Regions from separate parts of the Homo sapiens genome. Here region 2 is linked to region 1. Evidence: chromatin loops called from intact Hi-C (ENCODE). Cell type or tissue: ascending aorta. All regions are shown on one strand. Links, peaks and the distances in the headings refer to the core of each region. The heading gives the core; the rest is flanking DNA.

Evidence for each region. Hi-C counts contacts between places; a loop is a spot of excess contacts. Peaks named below come from ENCODE experiments on the same cell type or tissue, not always from the same donor. Only the 100,000 strongest peaks of a DNase experiment are listed, where the experiment ranks them.
Region 2: it touches region 1 in a loop (2.0-fold over the local background); 3 of 110 quality-filtered maps call a loop at or near these places.

What each region holds. Positions count from the first base shown.
Region 1 is chr18:36,414,191-36,430,042 of GRCh38, forward strand. The region is part of intron 3 of FHOD3 (formin homology 2 domain containing 3); the gene reads left to right. Among named protein-coding and RNA genes, the nearest start is that of FHOD3, 120 kb to the left of the region's middle. In ascending aorta, for the core only: a CTCF peak has its summit at 6,266; DNase peaks (open chromatin) are centred at 6,583 and 6,845; H3K27ac peaks cover 5,960 bases.
Region 2 is chr18:36,344,729-36,360,580 of GRCh38, forward strand. It overlaps FHOD3 (formin homology 2 domain containing 3), which reads left to right. Exons shown (of 29, transcript NM_001281740.3): 2 at 10,811-10,917. Among named protein-coding and RNA genes, the nearest start is that of FHOD3, 55 kb to the left of the region's middle. In ascending aorta, for the core only: no CTCF peak of the experiment used is centred there; a DNase peak (open chromatin) is centred at 7,853; H3K27ac peaks cover 2,206 bases.

The DNA.
Region 1 (15,852 bases), core at 2,679-10,678:
GTCATGTATCAAGCACAGGAGTAGCTGCATGGATGCGCCGTGACTTTAGCTGCTCCTCATGACAGCCTAAGTGAGCAAGTTATTTCTGTTTTAGGATGAAGAAAGCAAAGCTCATTCACATAAAAGTCCTATTAAAAGTTGAGATTGAAAACCAAATCCTACTGACCTCAGATGTCCATCTCTTCCTATTACTTACTGCTTCGTCCAGAGTGCATAAAGGACACGTAAGGGTGGAGTGTGCATTTCCATCCATTATTACATTTAGCCGAGTGAGTTCCAGAGCCAAAGGTGGCAGCAATACCAAGGAGAGCTGCTGCCCATCATGCCACAGAAGCTCCTGTCTTACCTGAAGGCTCCAGCCACCCAGCCACTTGTCCACCCGCATCAACTCATCCCATCATTCATTGGTGCCAGTTATATGCTGGACCTTGGGGGATGATCCCGTGGCCCCTGGTGGCTGTGATGCCTGTGATGATGATGGCAACAGTGGCGGCAGTAGAAGCCACCATCCCCACTGTTTATTGACCACATTCTGTGGGCTGAGCCTGGGTAGGACGTTTCAGGAGTTTTAACCCTCACAGCCTGCCAGACAGGTGGCAGGGGGTTTCTGGGGGCACAGGGAATGGAAACTCACAAAGGTCAGATTGAAGCTGTCAAGAGATCACTTGGCTTGTGGCAGCAGGAGGGGCTCCTGCAGGGCTGTCTGACTTCTAGCTTACCCTCTGTGGTGGGTGGGCAGAGCCCCTTTTCTCTAGGCCATTTTCTTGGGCAAGACATGGACACCTCAGTAGCCAAGGGACCTGGCTAGCAGGAGGGGGCAGTGAGTTTGGGAACTGGGGAGCAAGGACCACAGCGGGGGATTTTTGGGCACCTCCATTTCTGAGTCCCCTCACCAGGAGGGCCTCACAGTGTTTCAGGGAAAGTGTGAGGCCTCTGTCGAGTGCCCATTTTTCATGGACAGTGCAGGCTGAGGTGGGGCAAGACCCTGATGACTAGGGCCATAAGAGAATAAAGGTGAGTCCACTGCCAGAATTCTGTGGTTAGTGCTAATTCACTTTTCACAAAGGAGAGGCCCATCCTGAATGTTTGTTCAATCATATTTCACATATATATCTGTCAGGTTTATGATCTCATTTTGTTCTTCACAACAAATCAGCAAAATTGACTTAGGAGGGAGCAGTGAGGCTGAGATAGGGTGTAGGGTGAGAATTGATTAGGCTGTCAGAGAGCAAGAGAAAGGGGAGAAAAAGTGGTTCTGAAGAAGAAAATGTGACTTCTTAAAACCTTGTCAGCACGCAAGGATTTATTCATACATCATTAAAATTTAAATTACATGATTTGGTCTGTCACTGAGGACAAATGGTTCCTTTTCAGCTGCATTTTGTTTGAACTGTTTTATTCAGGCAACTTAATTGGTTGATTATTTTAAAATTTGCCAGGCTGCAGTAATCTATATTTAGCAGAAACCCAAGTCATACGGTAAGTCATTTCCAGTAGGATTAAAATTATCAGCATGTTTCTCAAATCTTAAAAGAAATGCCAAACTCTGGACTATGTTCAGTTTTGCATTCTTAATTTCAGGCAGACATTTTCATTCCATTGGCATGTGATTCTTTTTCCAAGACTACATAATAAGGGTGGCATTTTTCCTTTCCATGCCGCAGCAGCCCTGCAAGACAGAGAGAAAGAAATTTGGTCTTTGATTGATGAAGTTTGGTGACCTAACCAGATGACTGTCTTTCTCTTCCAGACTGCTTAACTCTCAAATCAACTGGAAACAAATTTGTTTTTCAGACATATTTCAAGCACATTGAATAGCTGAATATCATATACATAGGTGTCATTTTTTATTTATTTTTTTGAGATGGAGTTTCACTCTGTTGCTAGGCTGGAGTGCAGTGGCATGATCTCGGCTCACTGCAACCTCTGCCTCCCGGGTTCAAGCAATTCTCCTGCCTCAGCCTTGCGAGTAGCTGGGACTATAGGCGTGCACCATCACGCCCAGCTAATTTTTTTGTATTTTTATTAGAGACAGGGTTCCACCATGTTAGCCAGGATAGTCTCGATCTCTTGACCTCGTGATCCGCCTGCCTCGGCCTTCCAAAGTGCTGGGATTACAGGCGTGAGCCACCATGCCCACCCAGGTGTCATTTCTTAACCATCTATGATTACACTGAAATATGAACAGGTGGCTTGAACGTTATTTAGGAAGTGTGATGAGTCCGTAAGGTCTGTCATGTGGGCATCTCGATTCACATCCTGGAGCTGTGGCCTGTGCCTCAGACACAGTTGCCTGAATGAGCCATGATCTGCTCATTAGCACACCCTCCACAGCCATTGGGTCAATAGCACTTACTTTGTTCAGTTTCTACTCTCTGCTTATTAAGGATATGTAATTTTGATTTGTGAGGTTGTGCCCATGAGTCCTTTCTCCATTCCAGTTGCTGTCAGCTTAACCTGGGGCTCTTGGCACCTCTGTGTTGGACTTTTGCATCGCTCTCCCTGTGGATTCTCTCCCAGCTCTCCCTTCCTCCATATGCTTTGCAGGGTGATCTTTCTGAAATGCAGATCTGATTGGGATACTTTGTCGCTTAAAACCTTTGAAAGCCAGCCCCTGCTCCCTTGCCTTCAAGCCACCTCTGTGTCCTTAGAAGAGTGTACAAGCGCTTCCTCCTGCCAGCCCAGTCTCCTTTTTCCAAGCAGTTCAAAGCCAGAGGCATCTATTTCTTCAATTCTACTTCATTCCCACCCACCACTCCCACCCTGGCTCTTGGGTGAGAAGTACTGAAGGAAATCAGAACATATAGATATATATACACATACACACACGTACATACACATGCACAGTTTTTTATATATACACATATTTGTAATTTTTTAAATTTAACTTTTAAGTTCAGGGAGTACGTGTGCAGGTTTGTTATATAGGTAAACTTATGTCATAGGGATTTGTTGTACAGATTATTTCATCACCCAGGTATTAAGCCTAGTATCCATTAGTTATTTTTCTTGATCCTCTCCCTCCTCCCATCATCCATCCTCTGATAGGCCCCAGTGTCTATTGTTCCCCTCTATGTGTCCATGTGTTCTCATCATTTAGCTCCTACTTATTAGTAGGAACAGGTGGTATTTGGTTTTCTGTTCCTGCATTAGTTTGCTGAGGATAATGACTTCCAGCTCCTTCCATGTCCCTGCAAAGGACATGATCTCGTTCTTTATTATGGCTGCATGGTATTCCATGGTGTACATATACCACTTTTTCTTTATCCAGTCTATCATTCATGGGCATTTAGGTTGATTCCATGTCTTTGCTATTGTGAATAGTGCTGCAATGAACGTGTGCATGTGTCTTTATAATAGAATGACTTATATTCCTTTGGGTATATACCCAGTAATGGGATTGCTGGGTTGAATGGTAGGAAATCAGAATATATATATGTGGCTTTATTTCATGAGATCATATACCTTAGAAGCCTCTTTCTATAATCACACACTTTGTTGTTGATATTGCTCTTCCATATATTTCTGTGCTAGTGAGGGATTGTTAAAAAAGGACGATAGCAAATATGAAGCCTTTAGCCAACTTCCCCTCCCCAGATATTTGAAAAACAATTAAGCCACTCAGTAAATGAACTGCCTTAGAGAAGATTATAATGTTGGCCTTAATTTCTTTTACCAACTTTCCATTTCCTTGAAATGCAGCTAATCAACTTATATTAACTGTCCTGGAAAATTTTTTGGTTTACAGAGCTTTTTGTTTTTAAATTGTTACCACTAATTTAAGAAATTTAGACTGAAAATGTTACTTTTAATAAAAAGGAAATGTCTTAGACATATTAATGCATATAATTTTTCATATCACGAGGTGCAATCATAGTGTTTGGTTTTTGCGGCAAAAATGACACTTGTCAGTTCTCACTTTGATTTGCTGACACTCTTGCCCCTTCAGGGTGGGTTGCCATTTGGAATTTGGAAATGCTGTGGCTTCAATCCATTTAGACAAACATATCCATTTCTGATTAGATTCAGAGTGGTTGTGGTGATCTGAGTATAGATGTCCATAACAGCTTCACATTTTCATGTACTCTGAAAAGGAATTTTTTAGAGGTTATTATTTAGAATGTCTAATTCCAAGTGAAGATTTAGGGGTGGAAAGTTTGAATACAATGCTTTATTCTCTCATTGAAATTTTGTAGGAAGCTCATGGGTTGCTTTTGCAAAAGCAATTTGAAGATATTCCACGTTAGTTTGAAAGCTTTGTATTTAAGAATTAGATTGTTTAAGGTTTGGGAGTACTTCTGTGAAATTGAGGTCATGGGAGTTTAGGTTTATGATGATGAAAGTGTGTGTGGAAGGCACATGGCAAAACGTTGACTTTTGCTACTCAGTTTTTCTTATAGGTCACAGGTTGAATTCTTTTTATCAAAATCTGCATGTTCTTGCCAGTTGTGGTGGCTCACACCTACAACCCCAGCACTTTGGGAGGCTGAGAGGCAGGAGCATCTCTTGAGCCCAGGTGTTTGAGACCACCGTGGGCAATATGGTGAAACCTGTCTCTAATAAAAATACAAAAAATTAGCTGGGCATTGTGGTGTGTGCCTGTAGCTCTAACTACTTAGGAGGCTGAGGTGGGAGGATTCTTGAGCCCGGGAGGCAGAGGTTGCAATGAGCCGAGATCGCGCCATTGCACTCCAGCCTGGGCGACAAAGTGAGACCCTGTCTAAAAATAAAATTAATAAAATAAATCTGCATGTTCTTTCTATAAATAGGAATTTTATTTTCATAAATAAGACTAAAATAGTGGTCTGGGGGGAATTAACACAGTGGGAGGGGAAGAGTAAAAAACGTGTATGGTTCTAAAAAGAACTTACAAGGTTAAAATCATGGTCTATTACTTTTATAGTAGGTCTGGCTATAAAGATGTTAAATTTTTACCAAGTATCAAATTCAAGGAAAATGTTGTGAAATAACATTGGATGCATTCAAAGGAATTTTAAAATAATTATAATTTGCCGTCTTCTCCTTGGTCAGAGGGTACTTTGGAATCTTACTTTGAGCTGTGCAGGCAAAAGGAATTATTCCACTTTTCTCTATTTGGCTTTGCTCTGTTGTTGACTATTCCTCTTGAGTTCAAGTGGAGGCCTCCTGGACAGCTGGTGGCCAGGGCAGCTGTAGTGACCCAACTCTAGTGTGCCCCTCCCAAGGATGGAGCTCCCAGTTTAGCTGTTGGGTTTGTACATAAAATGCCACAGCACAGCAGTCTGAGCTCTTGCTTTCTGTTTAAATAAAAAGGCAGATGCTTCACACATGTTTTCATGAATTTATATAAACCATGGAAGGAAAGAATGCTGATATTCAATAGGAACCCTGTAGCAACTTGTTACTTGTAATTTTTAGGTTTACTGTAAGAGCAAATGCAGAAAGCAAACCTGCATCTGTGCTGACACTGGGTTGGGACTAACCCATGCTCTTTTAAGTGCCTAAGTAGTGGGTGAATGGGGCATCTATAAATAGTGAGTTAGTGTGTCTGACAGACCTCAGAGACTGGAGGGATTCCTTGGGCCAGCATTGTCTCATGTGGCCACATGTGGCCAGGGAGGAACACAGCTGAAGGGAAGGAAGTGCGCTCTCTTTTATCCTTCTTTCCATATCAAGAAGAGTAGATCCTTGAGTCAGGGAGCTAGCCTGCTGAGGAGCGCTAGCTCTGGAGCATGGTCTACTGGGCAGACCTAAAGTAGGACTGAGAAAAGCTTTGCCACTTCCTTGAGGAAGATACTGTATTGGCTTCCATGACTTCCGGAGGCATCTGATGCCTCCCAACCGGCTACCCTGCTAAGTTACACTTGATTAACTTTTCTGTCTCCTCTTGGACTCAGTGTTTTATGAAGCTGAGCTTCTCTTGGAATGCGGAGCCTGGAAAGGGAGGAAGTGTGCCCTGGGCATTCCTTACAGTTGTACTGGATTCATACTGATCCGTCCACACTCTCTCGGGCCTCTGTGACAGCGCCAGGCACATGTCACTGTTGAATTAATTGATGGTGTACACTTGTTAGCAGATGAGCTACAGTTGAGGGTATAGTCTGTGGCCATCAGATACAGTCAGATGTCATGTGGGCCAAAACTTACAACCTTGGAGTCATAAACCAGCTGTGAACACCCAGGAAATGAATCATTCCATCTGAGCCAATCTGCAGTCTCCTCTCTCACTTGCCACCTGACACTGTAGCACCCCTTCTGGTGTGATTGAAGAACTTCTAAGTGCCAGCCTGCCCACACCTGGTGATGCACCAGTGTCTGTGTGCTGCCTCGGGAGGTGACTGTGAGATATGAGGATCTTATATAAGCTAGTAGTTTTGCATATGGCTAGCCCTTGTTGGCTCGGGACAGCTGGTTTAACAACCAGCCCTTAGATGACACTGGGTAGAAATTTGATGTTAAGTATTTCTCACTCCCTTATTATAGGATTTTTTAAGAGCAGTGTTTGCCTAAAGTCAGAACCATCTTCTAGGAGAGGGGTCAGGTGGTACTGCTAGTTTTTGGCCAGTTTCTTTTAGCTTATCTGTGATTCACTTAGATGGTTGATACATTCCTTGCCCATTCTGGTGGCTTTCTGACCATGGGGGACTGTCTGGTGGCAGTGCAGGATAATAAGTAGGAAGGCTTATGATCTGAGGAGTGTAAATAGTAAATGGAGACATCTCTTGTTAGTTTTTCATTTCAGCTGTTGACTCCTCAGTAGTGCTGGATTTTTTATGTTTATCACTGTCTCTTTCACCCCCACCCTCTCTTACCCAGAAGACAAATGGTGAGGTTAAATTTGGCCATGACTCAGCCAAAGTCTGGTGGTGGCCATCAGGAAAGAGTGTCAGAGGTCTTAGAATTGGCACTCGGGTGCTTGAACTGTTTTTAGTTTTCACTAAAGTTGAAACTATTCTGGTTGAACTTATTCTGGTAATAAGCTGAAAACAATGTGCTCCTGGGCATGTTTCAAAAACTAAAACATTTTTTAAAATGGAAATATGGATTAGGGTAGCTTGCCACAATGATAGTCACGTGTAGGGAAATACACACAAATTGAACTAAGTCTAACTTTTATGCTTAGATAACAAAAAGATACTTTTGAATTTACCAAATATTCATTCAAGCAGTCACCAATGAGGCATCTGGATAGCTTCTTTTGTAAGACTGTCCTTATTCTTATAAAGTTAGTTGGCTCTGAAAACTTTACTTCAGTTGATCCAAGAGTTTGAGTTGATATTTCAAGGATGTTAAACTTTGCAGCCTAAAACAAAACTGAGATTGCATATGATTGGTTTTTATGGCTTCCATTTTAGAATGAAAAAGACGATAGTGATTGGCTTAACTTTTTTTCTCTCTTTAGAAAACATTTCATAGCGGTAAAGGTGACATATACTGTTGAAAATGTATAAAGGTAGCTCTGGGTCCAGGGGTGTTGCTGGCAGATTTTTTGAAATAATTCTCCAGAATCAGCAGTCAACAAGAAAAGAACAGTGACTTGCAACCTGGAAATCCAGCTGGGACTGCCATGAATGTTTGTGGTAGTTTGGGATCACATGCCGGTTCTAGGGGACAGCAGGTCCATGCTGGTTCCTGGGTGGCAGCCCCTGTGTGGATAGGCAGTCTATAGTGTGGGGGAGTGGGTACCTGAAGAAAGAGACCTGTAAAGGAGTCAGCATAGCACCCCAAAGCCCTCTCTCCTGGACTGGGAGACAGTCATAACTTTTGGAGTGGCAATGATGTTTCAACAATGTATACAAACCTTATTCTAATTTTAAAAAGCTATTTAATTAAACTCCATATTTAATTTTTTTGAAAAGGTGGCACATTCACATGGTTGCAACTTTGAGAAGTACACAGTGATTTATAGTAAAATATCTCATGTTGTTATTCCCTCTCACCTTCGACTTTGCTCTCTGCTTCCTTCCCTCAAACTTCCCACTTGGCCGCCACATGTAATCCTTGTTATTAATTCCCACATGTTTTTGTGGATGAAGACAAATATATGTAATTTACTCCCTTTTAAAAATAAAGGTAACATACCATATATACTTTTTTTTCATTTACTATTTCTTGGGGCTCTTCCTATACTAGTAAATAAAGAGCTTCCTATTTCTTAACAGCTGAATAATATTCAGTTCCATGTATATAGGAATCCTATGTAACCTATCCCCTGTTGAAGGATAGTTAGTCTGCTGTCTATTCTTGGCCATGGTAAACAATGCTGCAGTGAATAACGTTGCATATATGACATTTTGCACATGTATAAGTTTACCTGGAGGATAAATTCCTGGAGGTGGGATTGCTGGGTCAAATGGTCTGTGTACTTGCAATTTTGATAGATGATATCAAATTGCCTTCCATAGGGCTTGTTCTAATTCCCTTTCCCACCAGCAATTTGCAGCCGATCAATGTGAATGTGGTCTGAGGTCCACCTCACTCTGCAGGCTGACCTAAGGGGCTGCTTTTCTCCAGTGCCCCAGCAGTAGCCCTGGCTGAGAAAGCCTTTTTGAGAAACAAAGGATTTGATTTATTTTTGAAAACGTTAATTAGCGTCCTTAAGTAAACATTTGATAAATTAAATCTGATTAATTTAAGCATTGACTGAAGCCATTTTTATCAAACCTGTAGGAAGGGTGTATCAGGAAGATGAGCAATCAGCTGAAAATTTTAGTATTTTTGAAACTGAGCAGAAAAGTGTTAACATTTTACCATGTCACCATTTTAATGTGAGAAAGGAAACCTCCCAGCAAGAGGTTGAGAAATGACAGACCAGAGTGCTCCTGTTGTCTCCTTCCTAGGTCATTCCCCTTCGTGGCTTCAGTTTCTCTGCCATTCCTGGAGCTCTGCTTCCTGGAGGTACACATGTCCCCCTCACCCTTGATTCCTCCCCGGCCCTCGATTCACACCCCCCCCAAACTTCATGTTCAAATCCTCATTCTGCTATGCTATGCTATTCTGCTATGAATTCAAAATTTTTAAGTAATGAAAACTTCGATAAGAGCAATATACACTTACGATTTTTAAAAAGCTATAATTTTTATGATTTAATGCCATGATTACAATTTTAGGATCTCATTGGAGATCAGATTGGGTTTGACTAGAAAATGAGCAGGTGTGGAAAAGGAGGTTGGAAATGGTCTGAACTGAATTTGGGTGAAGATCTCAAAGTACATAGAACAGCTGATGTCATCTCAGCATATTGTTTCACCACAAAAGCAAGGTCATCTAACAACATTTTGTCATGGTGAATCTGATGAGAATTCCTAAGTACACTCTGAGAATAGAAAGAAGGTGGATGCTGCGGAGGGGGTCTGCATTGGAAAACCTCTGCTGCCATTTCAATGCATCGAGCCACCTTGCCTTATTATAGTGAACAATAGTAGAAGTACCTGGAGGCTCCATAGAGGGGCTGTGTGCAGTGAGCATAGTGTCGAAGCACCATGTGTCAACAGTACACACTTCTGAAGGTGGAAGAAGAATGACATGAGAACAAGAAAGAGAAATGATTGCAGGCTCTTACATAAATGCAACTGATACGTGGGTTTTTTACTAACAGTGGCATAGAATGAATACAGTGGTATAGAATAACATATTTAAAAATAAAACAAGAATCCCTATTCTGTTTCCTTATCCTGCTGCTGTTTTTCACGGCAATCATCACCTTATACACTCAGTTCTGTATAACACTTGTTTGTAAAACCCGTATTTGTTTCAACATGATTGACATATTAGGGGACAATTTGAGCATAACGTGGATTTCACATTTGCTGGTATAATTTTGTTTGCAGAAGCTCTAGGTGAATGCAGAAAACTGCCTTCAGCTGAACCAAGCCACACAGCAATACACAAAACACACACCTACACACACCTAAAGCATCTCCCACCTACCTCAGTTCATGTCTCATTTTTTGAGCCACACCCATCCACATGTGGAGTTCCAATATTCTCATTCCTGATGATCCTCTATCCATCCCACAATTACAAGCCTTTCCGATGCCCACTTCCACAAGCACACTTTGGTTTCTTCACAGTACAGTGCCACATTTTTTGTAGTATTTATGTATTTCTAAGCCACTTAGTGTGTATAAAACTGTGCTGTGCTTTTATTAGGCTCCTCTCTTTTTTCCCCGTATGCCTTCTGGTGTTATTGTGAGATTTTTTTTTTAGCAACGTGTATGTTGTATTATAACAGAACTGCCTGACTGTGATTGACTTGGGTTTATTGTTCATGTTTATTGTCTTGTCCCCTCTCCTCCTCCTTCCCTGGTAGAATGTCAGTACGTGAGGGCAGAGCCTTTTGATGGGTCACTCACTGTGGTGTCCTCAGCACCTAGAATGGTGTCTGGTGCAAAGAAAGGCTCAATAAACATTTGTTGAATGAATGAATCTCAGATCATTTACTGGAAATAGCACTCTAACTATATTCTGTTGTAAATTAATGTTCTATAATAAAGAATTACAGCAGTCTACCCTTGTTTACAATTTGGCTTTCAGTTACCTGTGGTCAACTACAGTCCAAAAATATTAAACGGACAATTCCAGACATAAACAATTCATAAGTTTTCAATTGTCTATTGTTCTGAGTAGCATGATGAAATCTCTTGCCCTTGTCCCTAAGCTGAAATCATCCCTTTGTTCAGCGTTTCTGTGCAGCATACACTACCTGGCCATTAGTCACCCAGTGGCCATCTCAGTTATCACATCGGAGCCATTGTGGTACAGCAGTGCTTGTGTTCATGTAACTCTTATCTGACTTCATAATGGCCCCAAAGCACAAGACTAGTAATGCTGGCAATTCAGATAAGCCAAAGAGAAGCCATAAAGTGCGTCCCCTAGGGAAAAGGTGAAAATTCTTGACTTAATAAGGAAAGAAAAAAATTATATGCTGAGGTTGCTAAGATGTACAGTACATAAGATATTTTGAGAGAGAGACTGCATTCACATAACCGTTATTACAGTATATTGTTACAATTGTTGTCTTTTATTAGTTATTGTTGCTAATCTCTTATTGTGCCCGACTTATAAATTAAACTTTATCATAAGTATGCATGTATACAAAAAATATAGTATACATAGTATCCAAGGATTCAGGCATCTACTGGAGGTCTTGGAATACATTCCCATGGATAAAGAGGGACCGCTATATTATAGTTAAGGGACGTAGAATGGCTAACGTAGCTTATCAATGAAGGGGAGGGATGGAAATGTGGAATGTAGGTCACCCAGCTTTTTAAAATTTGTATTTAAGAAAAGCTTTATGTTCTAACAACCTTTAATTCAAAGCCAATTAAAAGTAAGAACAATCAGAATAATAGCAAAAGTGGCCAGATCCATGAATATAAGGTTATGTTCATTTAGTAAAGATAGTGGGGAAAAAAAGAGACCCCAACAGTGGCGCTTGACTCCAAAATAATTTAATATAGGAAAAATTAAAAAGTGTATAAACATGATGCTTTGATCTGGGTTTGTTTTAATGAAAATTCTTGTTATTGAATTGTTGCTTTAGCACCAGTCATGCATATTTAATATATGTATATGGTTAATGCTCAGTAAATGAGGGCATGTGTTGAGTGTGTACCTATAATTGGTAGTTGGAATAATAGATATATATGTGTACATAGACACATACTTATATGCATGTGACTTTGTGCTGCAACTCTGGGAAGCACTTCACACACTATTTCTTTCTTTCTTTTTTTTTTTTTTCGAGACGAAATCTTGCTCTGTAGCCCAGGCTGGAGTGCAGTGGCGCGATCTTGGCTCACTGCAAGCTCTGCCTCCCGGGTTCATGCCATTCCTCTGCCTCAGCCTCCCTCCCCAGCAGCTGGGACTACAGGCGGCCACCACCATGCCCGGCTAATTTTTTGTATTTTTAGTGGAGACGGGGTTTCACCATGTTAGCCAGAATGATCTTGATCTCCTGACCTTGTGATCCGCCCGCCTCAGCCTCCCAAAGTGCTGGGATTACAGGCATGAGCCACCGCGCCCGGCCTTCACACACTATTTCATTTCATCCTCACAGCAGCTCTACATGGTAGGGGTTGTTATTTTTCTCATCTTTCAAATAAGGAAACTGGGGCACAGATAGGCTAGGTAACTTAATGGGGGTGATACAGCTGGTAATTGGTGAACCTGGGACTGTGGTGCAGAGCCCATGCCTTCATGGGTGCTGACAGCATTTAGCTAGGTCTTGGTGATACCAGTTAAGAAGATTTGTCCCTTGCCTTCCAGGAAGAAGCCATGGAGTTGTCAGTGGAAAATCACCATGAGATTGGTGCACAAGTGAGCAGAGCCTGAGGAATTGTGGGGACTGGGGGAGCAGGTGCCTAAGTGCCTTGTGTGGTGGGCTCCCCCTCCATTAACTAGATGCTTTGAAAGTGCCCACATACATTGAAATGAGCCCAAAATACCCCAAAAGCAGAAAGCATAGACATGTGCATGAAGGAAGGAACTAATGTTCATTCAATTCCTACCTTGTTGTAAGCACTGGGCTAGTCGCTTCTCATACACTGTATTAGTAACTGAAGTTGTCACATATGAGTTTAGTGTAAGTGTTTTTACTTGTTCTGTCTCATTTAGTCTTTACAATCCTTCTGTGACTGGTTCTGTTATTATCTTCATTTTCCATAAAACCCAAAGAGTGTGCCCTAAGTCACATAGTTATAAATGGTTTTGTTTAATCATCACCACCAACCAGTGAGATAGGAATTATTCTTAGAAGTAAGCACACACAACCAGGGAGTGGTACTGTTAAGATTTGAATGCAGGGCTGTCTTCACAGCCTTTGCTTTTTCCATTTTAAATAAGGCACACATTGAGTCGAGGTGTGTTTCTAAGAAAAATATAAGAGAAGATTTGAGACAGTGATTAAGTTCTTCCAAGACTTAACCAAAATATATATGTACTTAGAATAATGGAGATCTTATATTTAAAAGAAAAGCAGTTAGCAAGTTGAATAGCAATTAGTCACAGAAGATAGGAGCCATAGATTTTAAATATGGTAACTATGAGACGAGAAAGATCACACTGCCAGCAGAGGAATTCATCTTAAAACTAGAACTGATCTTGCTTCTCTAAAAAAAAAAAAAAAAAAAAAAAAAAATCCTTCTTGGTTCCCACTGTCTGCAGAATATGAATCTTGGCATGTCCTCTCTTGTGGCCAGTCTCTCATCACCTCTCAGGCCACTCCTACAGGCGGCCCCTCTCCATCCCTGAATGCTGTGTGTTTTCATATAATAACATAGCAGTGTTCATCCCTCTTCCCAAAGGGAGAACTTCTTTCTTTCTGGCAAAATCCAGTTCAAGTTTTATTATGTTGGGGAAGACTTCTCCAGATCCCTCAGGCAAAACTGAGTTGCCTCATTTCTCTTTCCCAGATCTTTATCAGTTTCACTCTTGCGGATTTAATAATGGGTTGCAACCAGTAGCTGCTATGGATCACTCTCCAAATGGCTTAAGGGTTCTTCATGGATCGAGAGACTGTTTTTTTCATGTCTGCACTCCTGGTGCCCATCTTAGAGCCTGGTACACCCAGTCAGTGTTTATGAAATGGGTAGATGGATGGATGAATGGATATGTAAATGATTCCACAAAAATGTGATACATGGGTAATAAGTCATTGTAAATTAGGAACTATTGCAGGCACTGTCACTGGATGTATTTTTTATTCATAATGAACGTAATTGCTAGTTTTAAAAAATCATTTCTGAAAATTCTTAGAAATTAGAATACAAAATAGGTTTTGAACAAGGCATGTTGTAGATATGTATCTTCCTTGGCTTGCAATTAGGAAATGTTAACATTTTATGCATTAGCTTTCCTGACTTTCCACATTCTAGGCATTCTCCTAGGTCCTGAGTGAAGTGTTCTCTGCTCACCTTCTCTGTCCTCTTGGTTAGCCTCTGCCAGGAACATTGATAGCTGTGGTTCTTGGTTATTCTGTAGCTCGCCTCTAAGGCATGTATTATGCCTTAAAATTTTCATTATTTATTGGATTACTCTTGACCTTGACTCCCCAAGCAGATGATAAATTCTTAGAGGGCAGGAATCATATTTATACTCTCCCCGAGTCCTCTAGCATTTCTAAAGTGGTAGGTATGTCTGTGTAGTAAGCGTTAAAGGATTTTTTGTTGATGAGGCCATTACTTTGTTGTTTTGTTTTGACAAATTGCAAAATGCCCCCTTCCTCCATCTTTGGAGGAAGAATGAAGGCTCATGCTCTCTTGTGAGAAACACAGCCCCACTCCGGCCTGTGAAGTGTATGGGAGGTTTACTGCAAGGATGCAGGGGTGTCGTGGAAAAGAGGAGCCAGAAGAGCAACGAGGCTTCTGAGGGTGGGGCTGGGGGCGGGATGTGAAACAGAAGTTCTTGAGAGCCAGGCATCTGTGTCTGTCTGTCTGTCTGCCTGTCTTGTCACATGGTCTCTCATCCCTTCTTTTCCTAGGGCAAGTGCCACACCTCTTGACTTTCTCTGCTGACTGGGCCCTCTAAGAATTTATTGCTCTTTGAACATGACAGCAGAATGATCATTCCAGGGACCATCACTGACTATTTTTTCCAACTTCAGGATATTTCTTCAGAGGAGGAATTTGATTGGTCCCCTTAGGTCAGGTGTTCTTCCTGGTCCGGTTAGCTGTGGCCAGAGAGATGGGGTCACTGGGTGTCAACATTTTCAAGCAGGATTATGGAAACACATCTTCAGATGACAGTGTGGGCTGGCTAGGCACGCCAAGCTTCTGGAGTGAAACTTGAAATATGTTTTAGCAGCAGTCAGTCGGGAATGTTAATTAAGGGGCCACTGTCGTCATTGCTTGGAGTAAAGATAGAGGTACCCTCTACTGCCTCATGAAGCTTTGGTCTAGGGAGTGGCAGCTTGTGAACGGTCTTGAGGTCCAATGAGAAATTGAGGATTGTTTTCCCCAGAAGTCCCTGCCACCAGGAAGTCTGGCAGAGTAGCATGGCAGACTGACTATCCGCTTTGTGGATTACTGTGCTGTGAGAGTGAGACACTGGGCTTCCTTAGAATGTTTGTGTCTGCTGTGTCTGTCTGAGGGGGATGGAGTGATACCTTGTATAATATGATTGCTGCCAGTCTTAAATTCATAAACTTCAGTAGGAAAAGAGAAGTGAAGAACTAAGTAGACTTGTAATTAATGAGATTTAGAGCCCCAGCAATGGGTGTAGAAAACACCCAGTTTCCTATGGAAGGCTCCAGGTACGGGTGGGGGCATGTGGGACTTTAGTTCTTATGGACAGCTAGTATGTCAAGGAGGAGCCTCCATCTGCCTTTTTGAAGCAGTCTTCATTTTTATTTGCCACATGCGAACTTCATTCCTTTGCCATGGGAGAAGAGAACAGCTTTAAAGACTATTTTTAGCTTGTTAGCACAGATAAGGAATTCTTAGGATTGGAGAACTAATCAGGAGATCAAGGTGAAAAGGAAATGAATATGCAGAACGGCAGAAAGGAGACATGGCAGAACTGAGGGCCAGAAGGAGGAGCAGCTCCGCACCCATGAAGCTGTGTGAAGACATGAAGCACTTCTTTGGGGAGAGGCCTCCACTGTTCCTTGCGCCACCCAGAAGATAGCATGAAACTGCTGGCACTAGGGAGGAATCTTGTTGTTTTGCAGCAAGAAAAAGTGAGAAGCAGGCCTGGTGAGAGCAGATCTGCGGGCAGGTCTGTGGGTGGACTTCTGGGGCTTGTTCTCAAGTTGGGGTGGAGTGTTCGACCAGACTCTGCAAGCTCACTGATGGGAATGGGTGCCTGTTACCTCATGTGGGCACCAAACCTCTGCGCTTCTCTCCAGAGATCTTGTGGTTCTGGGTGTGA
Region 2 (15,852 bases), core at 4,568-12,567, 68 kb before region 1:
TTGATATATTTTTATTAAAAATTATCAGATTAGATTAAAAAACTATATTCCACTTATAAGAGATACATCTAAAATATATGGGTACCAAATATTGTAAGTAAAGGACTAAAAGAAGACTATCCATGCAACACTAACCAAAAGAAAGTAGCATGCCTGTATTAATAACAGACGTACTCTTCAGGCAGGAAATATTACTAGAGAGAAGGAGGAAATCTCATAGTGCTAGAAGAGTCCACTAGGAAGTATTTGTCTGCACCTAATAACTGAAATAAATGCAATATTGACAGAATGAAAAGGAAAAATAGAAAAATTCACAGTTGTATGCCTCTCTATAGAACAAGCAGGTAAAGAGCAGTGAGGATAGAGATTTAAGCATCTCATTTAACAAACACTGCAACTGTTAGGATGCATTATTTTCATGTATTGGGCCATAACACAAGTCTCAAGAAATTTCGAAGAATTCCAATCATACAGAGTATGTTTTTTTTTATCACGGTGAAATTAAGCAAGAAATCTACAATAAAAGAAGGTATTAGAAAATTCCTAAATATTTGGAAATTACTTAATATACTTTTAAATAATTTTTGGATCAAAGAAGAAATCCCAGTGAAATTTAGAAATTATTTTGAATCGAACATAATGAAAATACATCACATCAGATCCTGTGGACTATAGCTAAAATTTACTTAGAGGAAAATTATAGTCTTTTTCATATTTATTTATTTATTGAGACAGTGTCTCTCTCTGTTGCCCAGGCTAGAGTGCAGTGGCACGATCATAGCTGACTGCAACCTTGAACTTCTGAACTAAAGAGATCCTCCTGCCTTAGCCTTCTGAGTAGCTGGGACTACAGGTGTGCACCACCACACCCAGCTACTTTTAAAAAATTTTTAGTAGAGATGAGGTCTTGTGAAAATTATAGTCTTAAATGCACATAATTGAAAAGAAGAAAGGCTGAAAATCTTAAGATTTTAGAGGTTAGGAAAAAACATGCCAAACACAGAGAATACAGAAGAAAATAATAAAGATAAGAATAGCAATTAGTGAGCTAGAAAACAAACTTACAGAGGAAAAGCAATATAATCAATAGTTCTTTAAAAAGACATTAATAAAGAACTTCTCCTAAATCATTAGAGAAAAAATTCAGACAGCACAGTTAGCAATATCAGAAATTTAAAAACGGGAATACCACTACCGATTCTCAAGACACATGAAGTAAGCAGTTATCTTTCGGCATGCCAATGCACCTGTGGGATTTCAACCATCATATTTTTATTCACACCCAGCCCCCTGAATCTATTTCTTTATTCACCACCATTTTTAGACATAACACGTTAAAAACAAATCCCAATTTTGGCTGGGCACAGTGGCTCATGCCTGTAATCCCAGCACTTTGGGAGGGTGAGGAAGAAGGTTTGCCTGAACCCAGGAGTTCAAGACCAGCCTGGGCAACATGGCGAGGCCTTGTTTTTACTAAAAGTTAAAAAATTAGCCAGACGTGGTAACGCACACCTGCAGTCCCAGCTACTTGGGGGGCTGAGGCAGGAGGGTCACTTGAGCCTGGGAGGTCAAGGATGTGGTGAGTCTTGTTCATGCCACTGCACTCCAAGCTGGGTGACAGAGTGAGACCCTGCCTCAAAACAAAAAACAAAACTGAAAAACCAAAAACCAGATCCTCATTTTATCCCATCTCCCTGCCCCCAAACAGCTATTAGGCCAGTGTTTGCCATGTTAATGCAAATGGTAAATGGTATCACCAGTTACTAATTTGCTCAAGCAAGAAACTCAAGATTTTGCCTCTCCATGTTGGACACCACCATATCCGATCAGTCACTCAATCCTCTAACTTTTCCTTTCTCCCTTTTATGCCCTCCTTCCCTATACCATTTCTCTCCCTTTCCTTCTCTCCATTTCCACTGGATTCACCATTGTCCAAGCCACATTGAAATTGTCCCTGATCCTGGCGGTGGCTTCTCCATTTGTCTTCCCTCTTCCATCCCCACACTGCAAAGCTGGTCCTGCACACATCTGCTCACAGCCATTCCATTTCATGGCTTCTTATTGCCCTAGAATCAAGTCTAGTCTACTTTGGGCAGTGAGGCTCCCCCTCCATGGCCGGTGGCCTGCCTCCCTTCACTGCCTTAAACTGCTCCCACTCTGTGACAGGACTTTTGCATCCACTGTGCTTCAGTCCCTACACCCCACATTCCACCCTAAAGAAAACAACAGAAACAACACAGGCAACAAACTCATTGTGCTCCTCACTTCCTGAACTGCCACCAGCTGTTGGGTGATCAGGACACAGTGTAGTGTGTGGCATGGACACAGTGTCTCCCCAGGACACAGTGTAGTGTGTGGCATGGAGAAGAACAGGAAAGGACTATCAATCTGAATGAGTGAACAAGCCAGTGATAATAATAATCCTGAAACATAGTGTTGATACGATTTTCAACTTGAATAAAGTGAAACGGAAAATGGCAAAAGGTGCCTATAGACATAAGTAAAAAATATATTCCAGCTTTTTCAAGGGAAAGTTTAATGTATTTTTGGCTATTTAATGATAACAAAATATTTTAAAATAATTCAAATGTTTACCTATTTACCAGACTATCACTCCCTCTAAATTTAAGCTCTGAATGGGAGACATCCGGCCTTTGTCTTTCTTGCAGAATTTGATAGAGGCTCTTGCCTTTGGTTGGTGAGCTGGACTCTTTTGTTGACTTAAATAGAAATCTTGGGCTTATTGGGAAACTGCTTAAGTCAATTTCAAGACATTGCTTCTCTTGCTCGGTGGCCACAAAGAACATAACTTATTAAATATTTCTGAGAAAGTAAAGTCCAACTGCTTTCAAAGTAAATACATTCATATTATTTCATAACCCATATATGCTGGATCATCAAAGATATCTTTGTACTTCATCCTAAAACATTTATTAAAGTAACTATGATGTGCTCATTTAGAAAAGGCCAAATGGGCCACTAAGAACTTAAAAGTTTAAAAATGATTTGTTGGGGTTAGCCAATAGGAACTACTTTCTTCTGATATCATGTGAATTGATTTCATGTAGTCTTTCTCTTAAGAAAATTGACCAAGTGTTACTTGTATTTTTAAAATATGTAAATGTAATTACAATTTTTTATGTGAAATGCATTATACATACAAAGGAATACATGTGAGAAGTGTGTATAGTTTGAAGGTTAATGAAATGAATACCACATTCTCACTATCACCTTAGGAAATAGCAGAGGACAACCTCAGAGTGCGTGCCCTGTATCTTGTCCCTTTGCAATGGTTGTTATGGGTTATGGGGGAATCATTAGTCCATAAAAGTTAGAATGATTGAACCGAGTTTTGTGTTGGTTTTATTAAGACTTGTGAAAGGGACATGTGGCACTGCTTGTTGGAAAGCTCTCTTTCCTAACATTTTTTGCTTGTCCTTTAAGTCCAGTTCCTTGTCTCTGCTCCATTTAAAAGGAACCACAAAATCCAAGGAAGCCACAAGCTTCATGGCTGCCTAGCAACAAAAGTACCATTTGAGGGGGGAAACAGGCATAGCTGTATTGCAACTGACCAAATGGAACATGCTGACTGCTTTTGGGCTTCTCTTAGAGCTGTATGTGCCTGAAGTGGGGCACTCAGGGGACCCATAGTCAAGCTGGCCCTGGAGAGAGGTAGGGTCCACAGCAACACTTCATTTATGAGCCAAGAGTGGGGCTAGCTTTGTGGGCGTGTGACTGATGGAGTCAGAAGGGTCCTGTGCTTAAGGTTGCTATCTTGAAATTCTTCCAAGTTTTATCTTTCCATTTGCATTTTGAAAGTGAATTTCCATGGATCCATGGAGCACACTCTGGGGGTTTGGGACTTCGTGTGTTCTTGCCTCCTGCTGTGTCCTCTCCTGTGTGGGAGGGTCCTTGGCTGACTGCTCCCTCACTCCCCGGTGCTCCAGGCTCTGTTTGGGCTCCCCTTCCTTGCTTTTACCCAGCAAGTGCTGCTGTCTTCTGCCCCAAGCAGGACTTTGGGCTCAGGGATGGTCAGGGAAGCAGGACTTTGGGCTCAGGTATATTCTTGCTCTGTGGCATGTCAGGGTTGGGCAGGTAGTGACCAGCCCTGCCTTGAGCCTGCAGTGTCGTGGTGCATTCAGCGGGCAACTCGAAGGGGGCAAACCTCTCACCCACCTGCCATCCAGGTGCAGAGCATGTGGAGTGTGAAAGTTGTTTTCCCTGTCGGCTGTGGGTTGAGGTGGCAAGCTCATGAGAAGAGGAGGGTGACGTAAAGTCAGAACCCTAAAGTTGCTGCTGAGCCTGTGAGTCAACTGGAAAGTTCTGGTTTGGCCCAGTTTGGCCAGTTTCTCCTGGGCTGTCTCATGTGTCTATCATGTGGGTCATCTGGAGGCTTGGCCATCCAGGCTGGCCTCGCGTGACATGTGGCAGTTGGCAGGCTGTGAGCGGGGGTGGCAGGAGCAGCCAGGCCCGAGTCTTTCACCCTCCAGTGGGTAACCCCAACATCTTCAGATAGAGGCAGAGCTCCAAGAGCAGCAAGAGAGGGCAGCCCCAGTCTCTGCCAGGTCACACGTGACACTGTCCATTGGCCAAAGCAAGACACAGGTCACCCAGATTCCAGGAGTAGAGGAAGAATCTACCTCTAGAGGGAATTTGCTGCAAAATCACATTGGGAGGATGTGGATGCAGGGATGGGGGAACCAATGAAGTGCCATAAGCACTTGCGCTTTCCATTAAGTTTACTTTTTTCTTTTTAAGATCAGAATGTTTTCCCACTTCTAAACTATAACCAAAATTAGTTTAAAGAGTAGCCCTAGTATATATTTATAGAACGGTTCTGTGCAAATCTATTTCAGGATTACACAGAAATTTTATTGCCTGGGCTATGGATCGCTGTGGACCTGCTGCCAAAACCTAGATAATCATTAAGCTACCCCAGTAACATGCTAGTTCACTGGACTAAGAAAAAGAAAGAATACATAAATCGAGACGTGACATCAGCCTCCTTTGAGATGTTTGGGTGTTTTTTCAGGATGGTGAGTCTGCCCTTTCTTTTTTTTCTTTAGATGACAGTCTCACTCTGTTGGAGTGCAGTGGCGCAATCTTGGCTCACTGTGACCTCTGCCTCCCTGGTTCAAACAATTCTCCTGCCTGAGCCTCCTGAGTAGCTGGGATTACAGGTGTGTCACCACCACACCCGGCTAATTTTTGTTTGTTTGTTTGTTTTTTGGTGGAGATGGGGTTTCACCATTTTGGCCAGACTGGTCTCAAACTCCTGACCTCAAGTGATCTGCCTGCCTTGACCTCCCAAAGTGCTGGGATCACAGGCATGAGGCATCATGCCTGGCTTGCCCTTTCTTTTTGACTGCACTATCTTTGCTGGAACAGTCAAAAGAACCCCAGAGTGACTTTGCATAGTGTCTCTACAAGGAGTGGAAGGCTCTTTCTATGTCTCCAGAGAATGAGGTCCTGCTTTATTGGTGTGTTTTATCCCAGGCGGAGTGGCACAAAATCCTGGATATTTAGAAGGACACTTACTGTGGATCTGAGACTGGCTGCCCGCTGAACACCCTGCCTCCCACCAGAATCCTGGCCACAGATTTACAGCCCTATCTGTGTGAGCCTGCAACCCAATCTGAAGTCTTCCTGTTGCACCGCTGTCACTGCCCCTAAATTTCCTTAATCGCTGTACTTCTGTAATAGCCCTGTAATGTTATCTTCCCCCATGGCTCCTGGCTTTGTCTTATGTCCTGAAGTGCCTGGCAATGTCCTGGCCACCAAACCTAGAGCCAAGAAAGGACTGCAGGGGACATGCTGCCAGGGGATCAGGGTTGATATGAAAATTGTCAGAGTCAGGAAATTCCAGGTCCCTTAAGTCACTTGGGAAGACATTTGACAGGAAAGGCCAAGGAATGGGATCAGGTTGCCTCCGTGTAAGTAAGAATTGAGATTCCCCGGTGGGGACTGGTCTGGCAGGGAGGTGTCTGAGTTTTTCGCTCTGTAGGGAAAGTTTTGATATATCTGTCTAAATCTGTGTAATAACTGGATTTGAATTAATCACCACTCACTGTCTATTCATATTGTTTTTAGTTCTTCGGAAAGTTTATGACTGTTACTTCTTTATCACTGACAAGATTGAGGAATTCATTTAGTGTACCTATTAATTTGCTTATTAAAATAATAACTAAACATGACCCCATCCCCACATATTTAGGGACTTTTGCTGTTTTCAACATATTGGTCCAGCCAAGAAGCACTGTGTTCTTCCTCCTTGGCTCATGTGATGGTTTAAATATTAATCTCCTGTGTCTCGGGTGTAATGATGGGCTGGGGTTTGTGTGGTGGATGGCTCGGGTGGTGTGTGTTGACTCGTTTGCTGTCTTCACAGCCCCTGTGTTGTTAGGATCCCCTTTGCACACACATGTCCTGTCTCCCAAAGGGCAGCCCCTCTTCCTATAGCCCCGCTGTGAGGACTCCACATGAAGTTCCTGAGAGATAAAGAGATGCAAATTATTTTCTTTTTCAGTTGAGGGACTCACTAGCACAAATGGGATGGGCCTGCCCACCCATTTATTAGGGATCCGGGTTGTGACATCTGGCGTAGGAGGTAATGGCAGCCTCTATCCTGGAGGGGGGACTCGGGCAGTTCCATGGAGGATGCTTAGGTCTCTGCTAACGATAGCAGAAGGGATATAACTGAGGATGAACGTCCACCCATTTTGACAGTTGATTTAGATGGTGTTTTATTCTTTTCTGTGTTTGATTTGTGTGTTATACTTAAACGATCTCTTTGAGGGAAGGAAGTGATTATGTGTTCCTTGGTGCCCTGCCTGTGCCTGACATATAATTTTGTTAAAATTGAACTGTGGAAATGGTAGTAGTTATGCTGTCCAGAATGTGAGAAGAGGAATGGTGAGAACAGGCCATTGTGCTAAGGTTTGGGGATTCTGCTGTCAGAGGCTAGGGAGATTATGGGGCTTCCTGTTACAGTTTGGGGCTGGCACAAAGCGCCTTGAGGCAGATACCTGGCAGGCCAGGGTGAGTGTCCAGAAAAGTGAGATATTTGTCTTGGGCTACTGGGAATAAAATCTGAAGATGCGAGATGGAAATGATATGCAAAATAGCCCAGATGGGGCTACATCTGCTGGCCACTAGTACATTCCCACCTCCTTCCAGTCTAAGAAGAGCACAGGGCTTAGGCAGGGCTGGTGGAGACTGATAAGCCTGGGTAAGGGTCTGTCAGTCTTTTCATCTCTGTTATCCCTGCTTTAGGTACCTCAACTGAATGGCCAAGAGCAGTATGTGCTAGTGCTGGCCTGGGTGACCTGCAAGACTGATTGTCAAATTCTCAGGAATTTCGTGAGCCACTTTTCAAATGTAGCTATTACTAAAAATTAAATTGGCTAGGCACAATGGTTCACATCTGTAATCTTCACATTTTGGGAGGCCGGGGTGGGAGGATTGCTTGATGCCAGGAGTTCAAGACCAGCCTGCGCAACAGTGAGACCCCCCTGCTACAAAAAAATAGTAATAATAGTAAATAAAAATAAAAGAAATTTAAAATAAATAAGAATTATAGAAACTCACAATTGAGCAGATTATATTAAAAACAAAGGTTATAGACATTCACAGTGTGTCACTTCCTAATTATTTTACTCCATTCTGCTACCTCTGCTCTCCAGGTTATTTAGGTCTTACAGATCTGTGTGGTAGAAATGCTGTATACTGGTGAGCTGCTGCACACCTCTTTCTAACCCCATGCTCAGCGACTGTGCATTGGTGGCTTGAAACAGGCTCTGGTGGGAGTATTTATGCCACATTCATGTGTATGCTTGGCTTCTCTCCAGACAGCGCTACTTGCTCTTCGTTCTCTCCCTCTGGCTGAGTGTGGATCACAGGCTCTGAATGACTCAGACCTCCTTGAGGAGAAGTAGAAACTCCTTATCCCAGTGCTTCTCTCTTTAGGCTCATGTGTTTCCAGGGGTTGAGGAAAAGGACATTGTGATGGCTTAAAGAGGTTTTGTCATTCCATCTTTCAGTCTGTTGATTATATGTGGGATTAAAAATAGGCAAAGTGTTGATACTATCAGCTGAACACACTAAATCAGCTTTCTTAGTTAATAACAGCAGTAGAAATTAAAGCAAGAATGAGCTGCCAATGATTACAACCAGACACATGGTCCACTGTACGTGTCAACAGGTCCAATTTCCATTGGAATTTTCCACCTGGAAAGATAAAGTCTGATTTCAGTCCACTGGTGATGGTTGGCTCAGGAGACACCTTCTGCAGGAACTCTTCCTGCCTGCTGCTTCCATAGAGTAGGGGAGGCAGCTCCTGTGTGTTTCCCCAAAACCCTGGGCACACCTTTGACACTACAGTACAGACAGGTTGGCCAGTTTGTAGTAAATGCTTTCTCAAATCAGATGATCCATCTATAGGATGCTGCTCAAGAATGCTGAAATTCACCATCAAGCCTTTAGTAATTATGAGGTATGGTCTGCTATTAGAGAAATAAAACAAGTGAATCAAATAGGATTAACCCCTTCAAATGACTTAACTAGGTATTTCTCACAAGTAATAAAGAAGAAATTCCTTTCATTCTGTTGTGGATAACCAGAAACAAGGAACTGTGGGGTTTCTAACAAGAATTAACAGCCTGTTATAGATGCTGCTTCTAAACAAGATGACAGTTTGCATTTCTCTTGTTGAGGATAATAGCAAAACTTTCCTATCAAAACAAAAACTAATCCCTTATTTGAAATCTCACTTATAGCAGATTATCAAGCATTCATCTAGATGTTTTAAAGTAACCACATATTTGTCTCCACTTTTCCCCTAGCTTTCATTTTGGAATAATAGCCTAACTCAGCAAGAAGATGAATTGAGTCACTCTTACAGCTCAAGAAATCAAGCATGAGGGTATAAGTTTAGATTTCCTCATAATATTAATCTCAATCTTCTTTGGTAAAATTATTTTTCTCTATTTTAAGAGTAATCATTCTATATGTAATATAATGCTAACTGCTACCTGTAGCAACCACAAAACCTTAATGAGTTAGCACAGCAAAGGCTCGTTTCTTGATGCTGTCACAGTCCAGGATGGGTCAGTGGATCTGGGCAGCAAAGTGCTCTCTTCCATGCAGTGACTCAGGAACCCAAGCTCCTTGCATTTGGGGCTCTGCTTTTTTCTAGGTTTCAAGGTCTCCTCTGGCTCCTCTGCATCTGGCCATAGGCAAGAAAAGAAAAGTGGACAGTTGTGCAGAGGTGTTATGGCCAAGCCTGTTGGGGGCCTTCTTCACTTTCACCCACATTCTGCTGATCAATACTCAGTTATGCAGCCAGAGCCCAACTCTAAGGCAAGACTGTGTGCCTGGGGAGAAAAGGGAATGGTGTTGGCAAACACATTTGCTCAGTCACACCAGAACACTCAGTTGATACAAGCTGCATTTTGCACCGTGACAAAATTTTCAAGTTCTGTGTGTGTCTTGGGCTGTAGAGAGGATGCAGAGTGTAGTGGTTGAGACCATGTCCTCAAATCAAACTGCTGGTATCCAAATTCCAGCTCCACCATTTACTAGACGGTGAATTGGGCAAGTAACATAGCCTCTCTTTGTGCCTCACAGTCCTCATCTGTAAAATGAGGAGGACTCATTTTACAGAGTCCTCATTTTACAGAGGACTCATTTTACAGAGTTTGTGAGAGAATCAACTGACTTCCCATGTACAAATGTTTAGAACAGTGCCCAGAATATAATGAACAACATATAAATGTTTGTTAAACAAAATTTTTGGCTGGGTGTGGTGGCTCACGCCTGTAATTCCAGCACTTTGGGAGGCCGAGGCGGGTGGATCACCTGAGGTCAGGAGTTCGAGACCAGGCTGGCCAAAATGGCAAAACCCCATCTCTACTAAAAATACAAAACAAAATTGGCTAGGCATGGTGGTGGGTGCCTGTAATCCCAGCTACTTGGGAAGCTGAGGCAGAAGAATTGCTTGAACCCGGGAGGCAGAGGTTGCAGTGAGCCGAGATCATGCCACTGCACTCTAGCCTGGGTGACAGAGCGAGACTCTGTCGCCAAAAAAAAAAAAATAAAAATTTTTAAAAATGAGATCAGTGTGCATGCCTATAATCCCAGCTACTCGGGAGGCTGGGGCAGGAGAATCACTTGAACCCGGGAGGTGGAGGTTGCAGTGAGCTGAGATCGAGCAACTGCACTCCAGCCTGGGTGACAGAGCAAGAGAGACTTAATTTCCTGTGTGCTATGTTGTAATTTGGGTATATTGCCATTCAGTTGGAGGATGTTTCAGTTCAATTGTAAAAATACTTTATTGAGCAACATTATTTGTAATGTGCAGAGTATGACCATAGAATCTGAATCAGTAGGCTCCTCACTGAATCAAAGGAAACAGCATATTTTCCCCACCAAATTTGCCTTTTAAGCCCTGTGACTCAATCCATGGTCACAGCAGCATCGTGATCTCGATTTCCACTCTTGAAATGCCAGGTCTCATCTGTGCCCCTGAGAGTGGAAAAAAGCGCTGGCCCAGTGCCCAAAGGGCTCCTTCAGTGGCTTAGGGCCCAGAGGATGCTGTCGATGTCACTCTGTTAAGAGATGCCTCATCCATCCACTTGGTACACAGATTGTTCCCGATCTATTTGCACTAACATACTAGCTCTTCAAGTTATGATCCACATTTCAGAACATTGCTTGATTTTACAAAACACAGGAGGGCAACATGATGTGATTTCTCCATATGTAGTCTCCATCTGAGGAGCAGGTTGGGTATAACAGGCTCTTTCTCTTGCAGCTGGATGACTGTACTCTGCAGCTCTCTCACAATGGCGCCTACCTGGATTTGGAGGCCACCCTGGCAGAGCAGCGGGATGAGTTGGAAGGCTTCCAGGATGACGCCGGGTAAGAGCAACTGTTCACCCTGCTGACTGGTCCCCACCTACCAGGAAATGGGGGTACATTGAGGCCTTAAAGTATTTAGGAGGAACTACCATGGCTTTGACCTTCTCTTAATTCTCAATCACACACGAGGGAGATGCAAGTGACTCATCAGTGGTGACTGCAGACCCGTTTCCATTTTGAGTAACTTTTCTTGATGGGTGCTCGGGAGTAGCCTTTCCTAGGAACATTTGTGGTAATCAAGCACATGGTATTTATATGCTAAGTTATTTTAAAATCATATGTCACAATTAAATCGATATTTTCCAGCCAGCTGTGGTGGCTCACACCTGTAGTCCCAGCTACTCGGGAGGCTGAGGTGGGAGGATCGCTTGAGTCTGGGAGGCCGAGGCTGCAGTAAGTCATGATTGTGCCACTGCACTCCAGCTTGGATAAAAGGGCAAGACCTTGTCTCTAAAAGTGAATAAATAAATGGATATTTTCCAGATTTTAGTGGATTTGCAACTATTTTAGATATTGTATTCAATGATAATTTACTGGATAGTTTCTTAGCAGATGCTATAGTAGATAGTTTTATACGGTATCATCTTTTAAACTCATTACTGTGGAAAAAATAATTATTAATTATGTTAATGTCAACTTACTTTTTGCCTATACCTAGAATTGCTTAATACTTTTGCTGAATAAAGAAATACTGTGAGTCTGAATAAAGTAATATGCACATAAAAAATCAGAGATGTGCACAGAAAGTGAAACCTCTCTAGGAATATACCCATATCAGCAGCCATTCTTATATTTATTAGATTACTGAAATAGCCCCTGATGGGGCCCCACCTTTTTCCTTCTGATTTTTATTTATTTATTTATTTTTTGAGACAGAGTCTCACTCCAGTTGCCCAGGCTGGAGTGCAGTGGCGTGATCTCGGCTCACTGCAGCCTCTCGAGTAGCTGGGACTACAGACATGTGCCACTGTGCCCAGCTAATTTTATATATATATATATGTTATTTTTGAGACGGAATCTCGCTCTGTCACCCAGGCTGGAGTGTAGTGGTGTGATCTCGGCTCACTGCAACCTCTGTCTCCCAGGTTCCAGCAATTCTCCTGCCTCAGACTCCCGAGTAGCTGGGACTACAGGCGTGTGCCACCACGCCCTGCTAATTTTTGTATTTTTTAGTAGAGATGGGGTTTTGTCATGTTGCCCAGGCTGGTCTTGAACTGCTGAACTCAAGCAATTCACCCTCAGCCTCCCTAAGTGCTGGGATTACAGGCGTGAGTCACCATACCCAGCCTACTTCTTATCCATCTCGAACTAAGTATATCTCTGATTTCATCACCCTCCTCTTCAGGAAACTTAAGAGTTTCCCTGATACTTTCCAAATAATGCTCAGCTATCTTAATCTGTTGTCCAGGAGCCCCCAAAAGTTGTTTGAAACCACTTTGCCCGAGTTAAAAATATGGTCCACTGAATACTATCTGGGAATTCTCATTTTTCATGAATAGCTCAATTAATGGAGAAAAATTGGAACCTTCTTAGTTTCATATAGCTATTTGACTTCAGTATGTACTGATGGCTTCCTGGGTTTCCCCTGTTTTAACACCCTTCACAATTTATGATCATTGATTGTGCTGCTAGTTGCACCTCTTCTCTGCGGCTAACACTTTACTAGGTCAGAACCATGCCTGTCTGAATGTCCAGGATTTGGCATTTTCTCAGCATGTTTCAGGCACTTAGCGAATACTAGTGTCCAGGTGAATGGCGCATTGCCAGAATGGATTCCTGAATAGCATGGCCATGCGCACCAAGAAGACCAAGGTCCTTGTTAAGATTCAGCAAGATGCTCTGAGGATACCCTTCTTGTCTCCAGAGTGGTAGTAAGGGCACACCAATAGTATGTGAGAAAGGATCCTGGAAACCACTCTAGGCTGTGCATATGGGAGTGGTATCTTAAGTCACACCAGATTCTACTTATTGCTATTTTTAAAATTAACACTATTAGGCTGATAGACTTGGGGATGTTCCATTGCAATAGTTTTTATCAAGTATTTGACAGTGACATCCTTTCATATAAGTTGTCAGAATGCAGGCTAGATGATAGTCTAATTGGATGACTTCATGGCTCATTGATCAAACAGACCCCGGGAATGTTATGAGTAGATCATTGTCAGCTTGAAAAATGTCTCTAGTGGTGTTGTGCTTGAGGACCTTGTCCTCGTTTTTGTTTTCTTCTTTCTTATCAAAACTTGAATGATTTGGAGATGACAGCTCAGAAAAAAAGTGCTAATATATTGATAAAAGCAATAAGAATAAAGGGTGTGGGAGAAGAATAATATTTTTGGATCAGCTACTGTGCCAGGTACTATATTAGGCTCCCTATTCACAAGATCTTTAATAATTAATTATCATACTAGTCATGTAATTGGATTTTATTGTCTCAATTTTTCATCTGAGACAACCAAGGGTCAGAAGTTAAATTACATGTCTGGGGTGGCAAAGCCAAGTTTGAACACAGATGTGACCAATTCCCAAGACTGTGCTCTTCTGCCATCCCAGGGGCTTCTGGGCAAAGGTACTTTAGGTTCTATGCAGCATGTACATTGGCACCTTTGGTGGCATGAGGTTGGTTCCTGCAAGGACAATTGGTCCTGGTCTAAAACACTGTCTCCAGTTGAAACAGCTTTGCTGCCATCATCCATCACTGACACTACAGTTCACCTGGGCGACACCTGTCTCCAGATGCTGGCACTTCCTCCACAGCTGTTCCCAAAGAGCCAGGGCATCCTGCTATAAACTCCCCAGAGTAGATCCTGGTTCTTGTATTCTCACTTTGTTCCCTTCTGAATCATCACTTGGCCATGAGTCCATCCAATAGGTAGAGGTTGAATCCCATTTCTATACTCTAGTAGCTAGGGTTGCTGGGAAAATGAATTATGGCAAGATGAGAAGGTGGGACTCAAGACTTGGGAAACTACAGAGGAAGGTAGCCCAAAAGATATTGAATAGCTACACATTTAAAATTTTTTTTAGAAAAATTTAAATTTTTAATTATTTTTGATAGGGTCTTTCTTTGTCACCCAGGCTGGAGTGCAGTGGTGCAATCACAGCTCACTATAGCCTCCATCTCTCAGGCTCAAATGATTCTCCTGCTCTGGCTAATTTTTGTATTTTTTTGTAGAGACGGGGTCTCCTTATGTTGCCCAGGCTGGTCTGGAACTCCTGGACTCAAAACAATCCTCCTGTCTTAGCCTCTCAAAGTGTTGGAATTATAGGCATGCATAGCTACACATTTGACAAGTGTGCCCCCAAATCACCCTAGAGTGAGGGTTTGTATCTTTGAAATAGACTTTTTAGGTTCTCTCCTAGATGTGTGGCATTTGACAAAGTCTGTGTGTCTCCCATGAGTGGGAGTTAAAATATAATTGCTTCCCAGTTAAGATTTGCCCTTTGGAGGTATGAAAATGGCAAATACCATTTTTTTCTCTTGATTTCTTTGTGTCAGTTATAGCAAAATGTCTGCTAATATTGTGGCCATCTAATGAAGATGTATGAGTCTGTGTGAAAATTGTGATGTTTTTCATACCATGTGTTCTGAGTTTCCTTGCTGGAGGATTTTGCTTCTTTGTTCTTGTCCATTACCCTGCACTTTTATGCCAAGACTAAAAATTAACTTCTTGTTTAGAATTATCACTCAGGCTCTAGCTAGTCAGAGAAGAGGAGAAAGACCTTCAAAAGTAGAAGGACAAAGCAATTATTATGCTAAGAAAATAGAGCCAGGTCTGTTCATCACCTTCTGAGGCCAGGGAAATTAGCAAGCATGACCTGGTGCAGCAGACAGAGAAGCCTGCAGCCTACAGGTTATTTTTCCTGACGTTGTCATTGTGTGGCCTTGGGCAAGCCACTTTACCTCTGATAGGAGTTCATAAAATGAGGACACTTGTAACATTTATTTACAGAATAAGGAAAATATGGCCCAATCCCATTTATCTTCCTGTATGAAGAGGGGTCCTGATGGGGTCTCTGGCACCTGAGGAGAGCAGTGTAGCATAATGGTTAGGGACACAGGCTTTACCATTAGTCTCATGGCTGTTTGACCCTGGGGATGTAACTTCACCTCTCTGAACCTCAGTTTCCTTATAATTGGGGGCAATATTATCATAATACTGCCTCTTTGGGTTGTTTCGAAGTAAAATATGATAATGTATCTAAAACGTTAACTAGTTCCTGATACATAATACACACTCAAAACTGTTAGCCTCTGTTATAATTACAGTCCAATTCTGGAAAGATGATACATTGAAATGGGAACCACTGGAATTTAGACCCAGAGGATTCTATGCAGGTCAGGTGCCCTGAGATCTCAACTTTTAGTTAAGAGACCTCGATGGAGGTTTGCCCACAGGGCTGAGCTGGGCCAGAACCTCCACTCTTTTGCCTGTTGCTACCCTCAGTGTCTCTGAAAGGAAACCAATGCCAGCCTGGGTCCACAGGGCACTGTCATGGAGAAGGTGGGCTTTTAGGCAAGCCCTGGAGGATATGGTGGCTTTGGGTATTTGGAAGGTGCAGCCAGGTGGGAGTGTGGCTTGAGCCAAGAGTGGACCTGAGAACCATGATGTTTCAGGGACATCATGAGGACCAGTGTGGTGGCTGGACATGGCATACACATTCACAGGTGCTCCTAACTTCAGGTAACTTGGGGCGTTCACCTTTTCCTTGGCATGACTCCCTTCAGGCCTGTGCCACAGGGTTGGCTGTGAAGATAGCTGCTGCTTACTGGCTGTGTCATGCTGTTCACTTTCTCTCATTTGCCAAGGGGGCTGGTAGTCCTCCAACCCTGGGCCCATGTGTCTATGTGAGGCTGGTGGCTTAGAAATCATGGCTGGATGTGCATCTGGGAAAGGTTAAGAAGGGCCATGCAGAGTCCCATCTGCAGGGGTACAT